Regions from separate parts of the Homo sapiens genome. Here all the other regions are linked to region 2. Evidence: chromatin contacts called from ENCODE Hi-C or POLR2A ChIA-PET data. All regions are on one chromosome and are shown on one strand. The core of a region is the stretch at or near the end of the contact, and the rest is flanking DNA. Distances in the headings are between cores, read along the strand shown.

The links. Hi-C counts contacts between places; a loop is a spot of excess contacts on that map. ChIA-PET counts read pairs that join two places held with the same protein, here RNA polymerase II (POLR2A). Pooled maps may share reads with other maps.
Region 1: a loop to region 2 is called in a pooled map, with 4 times the contacts of the local background. The contact joins two enhancer-like sites. A Hi-C loop is called at or near these places in 8 of 168 maps with a recorded cell type or tissue (Caco-2, Calu3, IMR-90 and 5 more) and 9 of 50 pooled maps. POLR2A ChIA-PET finds 5 or more read pairs at or near these places in 1 of 52 experiments (H1).
Region 3: a map of PC-9 shows a loop between it and region 2 (3-fold over the local background). The contact joins two enhancer-like sites. A Hi-C loop is called at or near these places in 7 of 168 maps with a recorded cell type or tissue (Caco-2, Calu3, MCF 10A and 4 more) and 8 of 50 pooled maps. POLR2A ChIA-PET finds 5 or more read pairs at or near these places in 2 of 52 experiments (BJ and H1).

The regions. Positions count from the first base shown.
Region 1 is chr14:32,368,119-32,372,258 of GRCh38, reverse strand. The region is part of intron 1 of AKAP6 (A-kinase anchoring protein 6); the gene reads right to left. Among named protein-coding and RNA genes, the nearest start is that of AKAP6, 41 kb to the right of the region's middle. Within about 2 kb of position 1,363, at least 2 of the 41 ENCODE cell types and tissues checked have a DNase peak (open chromatin) inside an H3K27ac peak, as active enhancers do; they include mammary epithelial cell, where a contact is called at or near this core.
Region 2 is chr14:32,467,095-32,470,974 of GRCh38, reverse strand. The region is part of intron 2 of AKAP6 (A-kinase anchoring protein 6); the gene reads right to left. Among named protein-coding and RNA genes, the nearest start is that of AKAP6, 140 kb to the right of the region's middle. Within about 2 kb of position 1,899, at least 5 of the 41 ENCODE cell types and tissues checked have a DNase peak (open chromatin) inside an H3K27ac peak, as active enhancers do; they include PC-9 and mammary epithelial cell, where a contact is called at or near this core.
Region 3 is chr14:32,395,332-32,399,605 of GRCh38, reverse strand. All of the region lies in intron 1 of AKAP6 (A-kinase anchoring protein 6), which reads right to left. Among named protein-coding and RNA genes, the nearest start is that of AKAP6, 68 kb to the right of the region's middle. RefSeq lists a silencer at 1,049-1,343. Within about 2 kb of position 1,490, at least 2 of the 41 ENCODE cell types and tissues checked have a DNase peak (open chromatin) inside an H3K27ac peak, as active enhancers do; they include PC-9, where a contact is called at or near this core.

The DNA of each region.
Region 1 (4,140 bases), core at 114-2,613, 98 kb after region 2:
TTACATTAATAAATACTTAGTATTTACAAAGTGGTTACAATTTTGATTTGCATAACAAGTCTTCCCCAGTTCCCAACCTGTTAGCCACTCCTTCCTCAAGCTAGCCTCCTCAGGACCATGTGCATCCTTCTGTACAGCAGTTTATTTGTTCATCTCCTCTGTGAGGCCCTGACCCTTGTAGGAGCATTCTATATCCCCAGGGCACAGTACAATTAAGGAATAAAGTAGGTACTTATAAATATGTGTAGGGAAAAAAAAAGAGAAGGAAGGAGAGAAGGGAGGAAGAGGGAGAAGGAGAGAAGAAAGAAAAGAGAAGTAGAGAGAGAAAGAGAAATAGGAGTGAAAGAGTACTAATCTGCATATCTTGCAGATGAGGAAACCACCCTTCAAATCAGGTAAGTGGCTTCCCTAAGGAGCTTCCACTCCACCCCACTACACCTGGAATCTTTGACTCCAAGCTACACCTTAGTTCCTTCTAGTCTCCACATTTGAGGTACCCTGCCTCTTTCTAACTTCCTCTTATGAGATCATTCTTCAAAAAACAACAGTTAATCCCACCTTTTCATGAAGCTTTTCTCACCTATTTCAACTCCCCATGATTTTTCCCTCTACTGCAGACCAATGTCACCAATTTTTATAGAATCATTTTATTTTATTTAGAAACAGGGTCTTGCTCTGTCACCCAGGCTGGAGTGCAATGATCGTAACTCTGCAGCCTCAAACTTCTGGGCTCAAGCAATCCCCCAGCTTCAGCCTGCTGAGTAGCTAGGACTACGGATGAGCACCCCCACGCCCAGCTAATTCTTTTGGTTTTTGGTTTTGTTTTGTTTTGTTTTTGTTTTGTAGAGATGGAGGTCTCACTATGTTGCCCAGGCTAGTCTTGAACTCTTGGCCTCAAGTGATCCTCCTACCTTGGCCTCCCAAACATACAAACATGTTAACACTTAAATAAAAACAAATAGTAGTCTTCATGTGTACATTTTATGTATTTACCTATCCTTTTCTCAGAAAGATTTTAAGGTGACTTTTGACATATGTGTGTTCTAGCTCTATAAAATGCATGTATATTCACTAGGGGTTGGGGTTATGGTGCATATGTCTTACTTATGATGTTTTATCAGTCACAGAAAACAAGACAAGAATTTATTTTTAGGACTTAGTTACTTTTCCTGTTTCTGAAGTTCTCTTGCCACAGTTTAATATACACTCCTCTACTTCTCAGTACTACTATTTAAACTAACAAATAACATCCCTCAAAAGAAATCAGCCTGAGTGAGTTTAAAAAGGATGATCTGTTCACTCAGTTCTGCACCTTCAGGAATCTACTGAAATTAAAACCAAGAGTCATAATGAGTCACTCCTCTTCCTCTTACACAAGGAAAGAGCAATCATGAATGGAATACACAACGAATAAGGCAGGTCCCTCCAGTACTAAAATCTGCCCAAGTCTTTTCATGCCAGCAAAACTAAAAAATTCTAACCCCAAAAAGATCTTTAATCATTTTCTCATTTTTTTCCATTTTCAGAGCCTTCATAACAGTAATGTTTTCAGCTTTAAGAGAACTTACCACCACTCCATTGTTTACAGTGTAGTAAAAGATTTATCTTATGCAAGTTGCTCAGTCTTTCTTCCATTTCACCAGCACTAATACAGCCACTGGTTTCTTCCCTGATCAATTAATAAGTTGTTAACGGCAAAGCCTCAGAACCGTGCAATAAAAGACACTGCAGAGCTCTGCTAATGGTCACATATCAGGAACAACAGTTCTGGTTTGTAGGGAATCAAACTCCCTCATTATTTGTGTTCACTTCTGGTAATTAAGCATTTAAACAGCACTTGACATTCAGCAACCATTTTTATAAGCATTCCTCTTAAGAACCTAGAACACCATCAATTCGATAGCACTGTCTTTGTAAGGCACAAACTGATGGTGGCTAAGGACCAAGAAAGCTTCTCCCTTCTGTGTGAAGGTGATGCTACTCCCCTTAGGGAAACCACTAAGCTTCTTTTCCAACAGCAGTTTCTGGTTTGTGCTAATTTGTGGACAGTCTTTCTGGTCTCCTCTTGACAGATGGCAGGTGTTTCAGAACTTTGACCCTGTCCTGAAAATGCCAAGCATCATATGGCCAAAGTGGAACACAACATACTGACTTAGAAATAATGGTCATGTAATGACCCCATGTTAAGCTGCTCTAGGAGGTTATAATTTTTTGTTTGTTTGTTTTTGAGATGGAGTTTCGCTCTTTTCGCCCAGGCTGGAGTGCAATGGCGCGGTCTCAGCTCACTGCAACCTCCACCTCCTGGGGTCAAGCAATTTTCCTGCCTCAACCTCCTGAGTAGCTGGGATTACAGGCTTCCACCAACATGCCCGGCTAATTTTTGTATTTTTAGTAGAGATGTGGTTTCACCATGCTGGCCAGGCTGGTCTCAAACTCCTGACCTCAGGTGATCCACCCACCTCGGCCTCCCAAGGAGGTTATGATTTAAAGGGAACTTACACATTTTGTTTTGTTTAAATCATGGAGAACAATGAAAAGAACTATTATTTATATTTGGAGCAAGCCAACCACTAAAGGAATAAACTCAGTGCTTAAAATGGATTGTTTTCTCCCTCACCTGTTGAGGAAAAGATTCTTTAAATGAATTTAATAAATGTACTGTGCACTAACCACAAGCCAGCACTTGGAAGAAAACAGTGACCCAGGATCAAAAGGATGATCACTGTGAATAAGTTGTGTCAGGCTAACTTCCTCCTACTTCTTTGTTTTTAACAAGTTTGCCAAATTAACGGTTTAGAAAATGTAATCCATATGTATACCTATCTAAATTTCATCAAATATTTTAACTATGTTGATTGAGATGTGGACAAGATAATGGACAACAGGAAATCTGTAACACATCTAATGACTTTGTCTAACAGTTACCGGTTTCTGGGTCTTTATCAGTCTGGAAGGAGGTTTTTTTGGTGCCACACTGTATTAATTGTCCCTTGCCTATTGTGAACAGATCTTTCCTTTAAGAGCTTCTCAGATCCATTCACTTCCTTCCACCTCACTGCATATCTTGGTAGCAGTCCTGGCTATCTTTCATCTGGGTCCCTGCAATGACCAATCTCTGCCTCCAGTCTTGCTTCCCTCTGGTTTTTAACCACATTTGAAGAGTGCCCATCTTTCCTGATTTGCCCAGTTTATGCCTGTTGTCCCAGAATAATTATTAATAAAGCCCGTTCATTCTCAAAAGTGCCTCCATTGGGTGAAATTATATGCCTAACTTTAAAGAGTATGATTCTAACCACATCACTCCCCCACTTAACACTTTCAGTGGCTTATCCCTGTCCTTAAAGTCCACATTTATTCAGCATGTTTTTGTTTTTTTTTTCTTCTTCTTAATATCCACTAAACTATAAGTTTCAAGAGGGCAGGGATTATTTAGTCTTATTTTGGTCTTATTTGATAACTAGCAAAACCCCAGGGCCCATAACAGCACCTAGTACATAGTAGGTGCTCAAACACATGTTTAATTATTAGCTTGTAAGGGGTCCACGGTTTGGGCACTGCCTACCTATCCAACTTCATCTCTGCCCTCTATTCACAGTCTAATCTTCAGTCAGATTGTACTGTATTCAGTTCCTTTCTCACCTCTAGACCTTTGCGTATGTTGGTACCTGTTCCTCCTTCCCCCACCTCTACCTCTAGTATCCCCCTAATCTCCTGCCTAATTCCTTTAAAGTCACTTCCTTTTGGAGGCCTTCCCCAACCCTCTAGTTAGGAAATGTCCTCGCACTGTGTATGCCCACATCACTCTGCACTTCTCCTAGACTAATACTCATCATACTTTACAGCTAACAATTATTGGTCTCTCACTCTGGTAGTCTGTTTGTTCTGTGATCACACTTATACATACTTCCAGCACCCAGTACAATGTCTACCACCTGAGATGCAATTAATAAATAACTGCTGAATTAACGAAATAGGCTGATACGATCTTAAAGGTGCCATATAAAGATGAAATGGGATGATATTCCTCCCTTATCTGCAATGGATTATGTTCAGTTCTAGGTACCATGTGTTAAGCTCCTGCCTCCTCAGAGAAAAGCAATCAGGAGGATTAATAGAGTGCTAACCAGAAATTGAGATGAG
Region 2 (3,880 bases), core at 650-3,149:
GTATTTGAGATTATTAGATGGATTAAAGGTCTTAGGAAAATTAACTAAATTTGTGAATGACATTCATTTGTTAAACTTATGAACTAATTCAACATTAACCAAAAATCAAATGGCTGTTACTGCTCTTGTAGTAAACTAACTAGATTTTTAAATAGAAGAAAGAGATGGGTAAAAGAAAATTTAGACTTAAGAAAAATCAAGCTTTAAATTTTCCAATTTATTCATAATTCTAGCTCTAAGTATTGCTTTCTACTTCAATTGTCAGGAATTATTTAAGCCTACCTCTATTGTCTGTTCAAACTACGATTCTATCATACCGAACTTAAATATTTTGTTGGCATTTGCATGCCCTAAAATTTCAGAGCTGGCAGTTTTCCTCTCAGCTGCTTTAAATGGCTCCCTGATTACTTTCCCCAGAGATGAAGCTGACAGATCCAGTGGGAAAGGACTGTGCCTTCTTTGTTCAGTTGCTGATGTGAGCCCTAACGACAGCAGTGATACAATTTACATTCAATAAGCCATGAGTCAGAGAATATCATCTAACTTTTTATGAGAATAAGATACTGTAAATTCAAACTTGTAATGAAAGACCTTACTCTTGGTTTGACTGCTGTTCAGTCTTCTGGCAGGGATGGGTAGGGTGGGATACAAGAAATGCCTGAAACATTGCTTCTCAAATCTTAATGTGCATCTGAATCACCTGGGGATCTTGTTAAAATGCAGGGAGACAAGAATCCTGCATTTCTAACAGTTCCCAGGTGTGGCCCAAGCGTCCAGTCCACAGACCACACTTTGAGTAGTAAAGCTCTAAATATCAAATAGCCTAGTTGATGTTTTGTGGGTTTTTTAGTGATGAAGATTCTGTTGAGGGTGGAGGAAAGGGAGTGATGGTATGTAAGTGCTAACCCTGGATCTAATATGACATCATTTTATATTAGTAATTATATTCAGAAGACTTGATGTTTTACCACTTAATATTTGTTCATTGGAAGAGCAACTGAACTTAAAGCAAATCAGTAATTTCCCAACATCTACAGCCTATTTTATTAGAAAATAAAAAGATAAACATCTGATTTGAAAAGCGATAAAATATGTCATATATGCATGTCAAGCATCAGTTCTGATCTTTAGGTAACTGAAGGCATAATCTTTCATTTTGGAAACAGACATAATGCAATCTCTGTATCATAACTTTAGAAACATCTCCGAGCAGCATGTCTGGCTGACGAGCCAAGACAAGTATAATAATAAAAAAAAAAAATTTGTGACATTAAAAATATCAGATCTCAAAAAAAAAAAGACATTCTTTTAACTAGCGAGGCAAAGAAAAATGGGAAAGCTATAAAAGCTTGTTTCTTTATCAACAGTAGGTGGTGCTACAATACAAGTAAACAGTAAATGTACAGCAAGTACTTTTCTTGTCAGCATTCAAATAATGATTTAGTTATTATTACACTTTCTTACAGATCAAGATCAAAACTGTCTTGACTTTATTATACAGATTATTGGACATGTTTTCAAAAGTTTTCTACTACCAAGAAACGCTAGGAATCTACTGGTAGTTTAATATGTCAAATAATCTAACTTTTTTTAAATGTATAAACTTTTGTGTGCCTATCTTGTTTTTAATTCTTCTTAAATTACTTGGGGGAATGCTAGTGATCATAGTTTGTTATACACTGGCATACCAAGGAGGTTGTGAAAATCTCCTCCGTTGGAGACTGTTGAAAAGCAACACAAAACCCTCTATTGCTTTCACAGGACTTCTTCAAAGCAAGTTGATGAACTTTACCAGGCAATGCCTAGAAATTATTTCCTGGCACAAAGTCTAGTGGCAGGACAGGAAAACACTTCCCCAGAGTTGCAACAGTTCTCACAGTACACCCCATGAGTCAGGGAGGTATGACAAAACAGACGAGGGATCAGCAAATTTTCTAGTGGAATGCCTAGTTAATACCTCTTCCAATAGCATTCATTACTGTAGAGTTTAGGACAGTTTTTCACACATTCCACTAGGCAGAGATTAATTTGGACTAAACCTACCTATTATTCATATATTATTAATAATCACTTAAAACAGATGCTCTAAAATCAGTATCCTAGAAATAATAATTTTGATGAAGGTGGAATAAGATTGTTAGAGCAAAGGGGGGCAAGTCCAATTAGAACGCAGGACATTTGAGGAATGGCAAGTCTTTGGAAGTGGTTGTGTTTCTGTCAGGGCTTTGATGAGACGAAAACAACATAAGGATATGGAGTACCTGGGAGAAAGAATGGAGGGACAAAGATGGGAGGAGGGAGGACAATAAAACATAACAAAAACAAAAATCCTGATTTGCGCTTTTGTCTTAAGTCATGGTAGCACAGATGTGTAAATTGCCAGGCTCTTTGTAACACTTGATCTATGCAAGAAAGGTAACATCCTGCAACATCCTGTGATTACAGGATGTCTAAAGACAGAGATCTAAACTTGAATCAACAAAGTCCCTGCCCTCAAGAAGCTCCCAATCTAGTGTTTCTCTGCTATACTTACAGAGGTGGGCTAACCTTTACTACATGAAAGAGCAAGGCATTGTCTCACAGGACTTTGGTCTATTCACTTCACAGATATAGAAAGCAAGTCATCCAGGGATGAAAACTAAGTCCCACAACTCAAAAGGCACAGAGTAGGAAATATTTTTGGCAAGAACTAGCTCTTCTGAATATGTCATTTAATTTTCTCTTCATTAATGTCATCAGTAAATATTAACAGAGTACCTACTGTGTTCAAGGTGCCAGTGTTTCTCTTAATCATTTTCAGTAGAAAAATCACAAGTTTTTCTAGATTCTGAATGCTGCTGTCTGGGCTCCTATCCTAGGGCTGCCTTGTGACAGCTCCCTTTGCTGGTTTAGTTTATCAGACTCTTTGAAAGGGAGATGACAATTAGGGTGAAAATGAGAGAGAAGCAACAATATCTATAACACATACAAGAACAGAAGGGCTGTAACCAGCAATTGAAAAGTCCCTTGATGACAAAGACTAGGGAGAAAAGGGAATATAGAAGAAGGGGATGAAAGGTGAAAAAAGAAGAAAATAGAAACTAAAAGCAAATAAAACCAAGAAAATTTAACATGTAATGGCAAAAGAAAAGAAACAGAGAGGTGCATCCTGAATGGAAGCTGAGGGAAATATTGGGGGTCTCATTGAAAAGTAAAATGTGTGATATTGCAGGAATTACAGACCAACTTCTTGGGATTCTGACCTCTTCCACACTGAAGATCAGAGGACAGGGAAGAGTTATCCAAACAACCAAAGAAAAGAACCATCCTGCTTTTTAAGACAGCATGGTTTATAGACAAGCAGAGACAAGATAGTGTCCGAGGATCCAGACTGGATTCCTGATTCTGACAATTTAGTTCCATGTCCTGGGGCAAATCATCACCTCTCTAAGATTCTGTTTCTTGTCCAAGAGAGTAATAATGCTTCACTACAGGTTTGTGAAAATCTTTATATAAATGGTAGTCATTCCATTTTTAAAACTTTTTATTATGGAAATTTTAAAACATACAAAAACAGAAAGAAGAGGATAATGAACTCCCATGTACCCAACACCCAGCAATAACAGGTATTAACTGTTGTCCAATCTTGTTTGTTCCTACCCACTCCCCCAACCTCAAATTAATTTGAAGCAAATCCTAAGCATCCTAACATTCTGTTTAAATAATATTTCAGTACATATTGCTAAAAGATAAGAACTCTTCTTTTTGTTTTTGTTTTTTTTTCCTTCCAACTTTTATTTTAGGTTCGGGGGTTCATGTGCAGTTTTGTTACATGGGTAAATTGTGTGTCACAGGAGTTTGGTGAAAAAATTGTCTCGTCACCGAGGTAATGATCAGAGTA
Region 3 (4,274 bases), core at 241-2,740, 71 kb after region 2:
CAACACTTTGTAAAGTGTTCTATAATTTGGGTATCTAGGTGGGGAGTCCCCAGAAGGCCCTGCTTGAGGTGGTATCCAATGTGTACTCCTACAAAGACATGAAAAGATTTATCCCCATTCTTTCCTGTAATGTGACAAGACACTGGATGACAGCTAAATTACTGCTGATCATATTTTTGAGAGTATGGGGAGAGCATTTGAGAAAAAGCTTTGTGAAACCTCTTGATCTGCAGAACCTCTTTATCATGTTTTAACCTCTCAGCTTAATAGTTATATTTTATGATACTTCACAACAAAGTCCAATCTTTCAGAATTACCATATTAAACTCATACCTCTGTATATTTGAATGAGTCTTCTTAATCAAACTTATTGTAGTTTTTGCTCTGACTCCCTAAATAAGAAGTGTTTCATTTAAAATTTATTTCTAGTAACTTGTAGAAATATAAGGGCAGGCCAGGCACAGTGGCTCACGCCTGTAATCCTAGCACTTTGGGAGGCCAAGGCGGGTGAATTGCCTAAGCTCAGGAGTTCAAGATCAGCCTGGGCAACACAGTGAAACCCTGTCTCTACTAAAATACAAAAGAAATTAGCCAGGTATGGTGGCATGCCTGGTCCCAGCTACTTGGGAGGCTGAGGCAGGCAGGAGCATTGCTTGAACCCAGGAGGCGGAGGTTGCAGGGAGCCGAGATCACATCACTGCACTCCAGCCTGGGCGACAGAGAAAGACTCCATCAAAAAAAAAAAAAAAAAAAAAAAAAAACAGGAAGAAAGAGAGAGAGAGAGGGAGAGAGGGGGAGGGGGAGAGAGAGAGAGAGAGAGAGAGAAAAGAAAAGAAAGAAAAGGGCAAACATATAGTGTGTAAAGAGTACCATCAATTTGCTCCAAATCAAAATTCAATTATATTATTGGAGAAATGCCACTATAAAGGCCTACAGTTTGACAATTATCATGTGTTTACATATTCACAGAGACTGTCCCCTCTCCTTCTGCTGGCTAGACCCAGGAGAAGCCTGGAACCATGGGAGAGGCCTCAGTACATGGTGTGGATGGCTGGAAAGGACAGGAATGTATCAAACCACATCCATCACATTTAATGTTTCTGTCTTAATCCATTCCTGGCTAAGGGAAATGCCACTCCTGTAGATTCCTCTCTGCATTTCCAGCATGTATGAATCACTTGGCAAAACCTGATGTTAAAAGAAATGCAAAGAGTGGTAAAGCCAAGAAGCCCTTGTCTGACCCTGCCTCAAGGTAAATAAACACCTGGTTTAAACAGAGGCTTAGAGGAAGCAGATCCTTCCAGCCAAGGAGAAGGCCCCACACACACAATTTCCTTCCATCACAAATCAGAGGCAGAGCCTCACTGCATTTGGGGCCACTATTTGCTGCTTGGAAGAAAGCATGGGAGCACTCCCAGCCCTTGCACAATACCAATTATGTTTCTCATTTAAGAAACAGTTATTTGTCTGAATGCAAACTACATAAAGGGCAGAGGGAGTTCTCTTCTCTTACAGAGTGATAGTTTATTTATCTGAAACACAGGAGGTTCCCCTGATTGTAATCTTTGAGTTGATGTGTCCACAGAGGGAGTAAATATTTGAAGGAAAAAGCAACATTGCCAGACTAGTACAGCACTATCAGAGATTTATTTTGTGGATAGTATGAAAAGTAAAAAGAGACAGGTGATGACAGGTTTTCAGAGCAAAAGCCAAAGCCTTCAAAGAGGAGACCTCAGTGTTGCATTTTCCCCAAAGGAAAAGTTGCTGGAGCTTCTTAGCAAGGAGGTGAGCTCTTATTTACATACTCATCATCCTGGGCTAGTTTTGGCCTTCCTTATATTGTACCTACCCTTGCCTTAAAATATCCAGCCACAGAATGTGGCAAATAGTGCTTTCTTTCCAGTGAGTTAACCAAGAATTATTTCCAGTGAGTTAATTCTGCATTACTGAGTGCCTATAGTGTGCTTAGAAGTGTGTGTTAAATCCAATTGGGGAATAAAGATATTCAAGTCATATGCTCGCTCCTCATGGAATTTACGGTTTAAGAAGACAATAAAAAGTTTAGCCAGGAACAGTGGCAAGCACCTGTAGTCCCAGCTACTCAGGAGGCTGAGGTGGGAAAATCACTTGAACCTGGGAGGCAGAGACTGCAGTGAGCTGAGATCACGCTACTGCACTCCAGCCTGGGTGACAAAGTAAGACCCCATCTCAAAAAAAAAAAAAAAAAAGACAATAAAAAGTGTTTTGATAACTTCTGTACCATTATGTGGGTTTACCTACTCAACCTGCTTTGAGGGGCCCAATGGCTGTTCCAATGAATAGCTAGAGCTCACTTCTTGGCACCATGGCCTTGCCCACCACCCTTGGCTATCCTGGCATAAAAGGCAGCATGCTTGGAAGTCTAAGGTAGTGGTTCTCAAAGTGTGGTCCTTGGACCAGTAGCAACAGCACCATTGTGGAACTTTTTAAACATGCAAATTCTCAGGCCTTCTCCAGAGCTACTGAATTGGAAGCTCTGGGACTGAGTCCCAGAAATTTGTGTTTCAATAAGCACTGGTCTAAGGAAACTACTTTTTTGTTCTCCTACCTGCCAAATTGTCTTTCACTGGCCCTAGTTTCCACTTTCCACCTATTCAACATTAGAGAAGTGTTTTTGTTTGTCTGTTTGTTTGTTAATAAGTTAGAACACTTTAGGCTGCAAGTCACAGCAGACACTTATCAAACTAGCTTAAAAAGTGAGAACATTTATTGACTCATGTAACTGGAAAACCAGCATAAGGGTGAGTTCTATGGTTGACCTAATCTACCAGCCCTGGCTTGATTTCCCCCAAATTCCATTAATTCTGCCCTCTTCTGAGGGTTAACTTCACCCTCAGGCTCCCAGTGAGATGGCAAGGGCAGCTCAGTCTCACATCTGCATACAAAAGCCTCCAGAGAAAGAGAGAGAGAGAGCTTACTTCTGGAAACTCTCACAAAAGAGTAAGGGAAAACTTTCCCAGAACTCCCCAACACACCTTTCCTTTCCTGTTTTATCACTAGCCCAAACAGCAGCACATACACATTCCTGAACTGATCACTGGCAGGAAGGATGGGATTGATCAATCAGGTCCATACCTGCATCTAGGGGTGGAGTCCACCTGCAGAGGCACCTGCTCCATGTAGAAATGGGGTAGATGGCAAAAGAAAGTCAGGGTTCAGTTAGGAAGGAGAAAGGAGGAATGACTGATAGGTAGACAACCCCAAAGTTAATGAGTTTCTTAATGAGTTTCCAAGGACATGCTTTTAGGAAAGGAAGTCATCTGCTCTTGACATGGCAGTGAAAGCTAAACACCATGAGGCTGGCAAGCCATGACCACAAACCCCTCAGCATTGAATTGCAATCAGTCTGGAGTGAAATTTATCATATTTCACAAGCAAACTCAAGTAAGTGAAAAGGAAAAACTATTTCCTTTTTCTTTCTCCTCCCATCATTCTCCCTCTTCTCCCACCCTGAAACAATTTAATTTTAAATTAAATAGTAGCAGTCTTTTGATCATTTCTTCACTGATATATATATATACACATTATAGCTCATTAATGACATATTTCTCTCACAAATAATGTATCCTAGAACTATTTCCATAGATTACCAGACATTAAGTATAGCAGCAATTCTAAGCCAGGCACAGTGTTAAGCAAAGAATATCTAATGATAAATAACAGTGGGTCCTCATCTCTAGGACTCATGGAGTAGTAGGGACAGACACATGAACAAATGGACATAATGCAATATGCAGTGGGCAATAATAGAAGTATGCCCACACTATATATATGTTACAAATGCCAAAGTAATGAACTCCATCTGAGGTATAAGGGATGGAGGTGGTAACCCAGGAAAGTTTTGAGGGATAAATAGGGGGAAAAATAAGTGTAAGTTTTTAGATAATCCTTAGACATCAACATAGAAAACAAGGCATAAACAACATAAGATTACTTCTGGATAACAAAGCAGGTAACTGTCCCAGAGCAGGATGTTCTTTCTAGCTTAAAAAGTGAGAACATTTATTGACTCATGTAACTGGAAAACTAGCATAAGGGCGAGTTCTATGGTTGACCTAATCTACCAGCCCTGGCTTGATTTCCCCCAAATTCCATTAATTCTGCCCTCTTCTGAGGGTTAACTTCACCCTCAGTATCCCAGTGAGACGGCAATGTGAAAATGGGGCACTGTGCCTCACTTTCTTGTGGGGGCTCAAGGGCTGTATCTACCTGTTATGAGATGTGTTGAAAGTAAC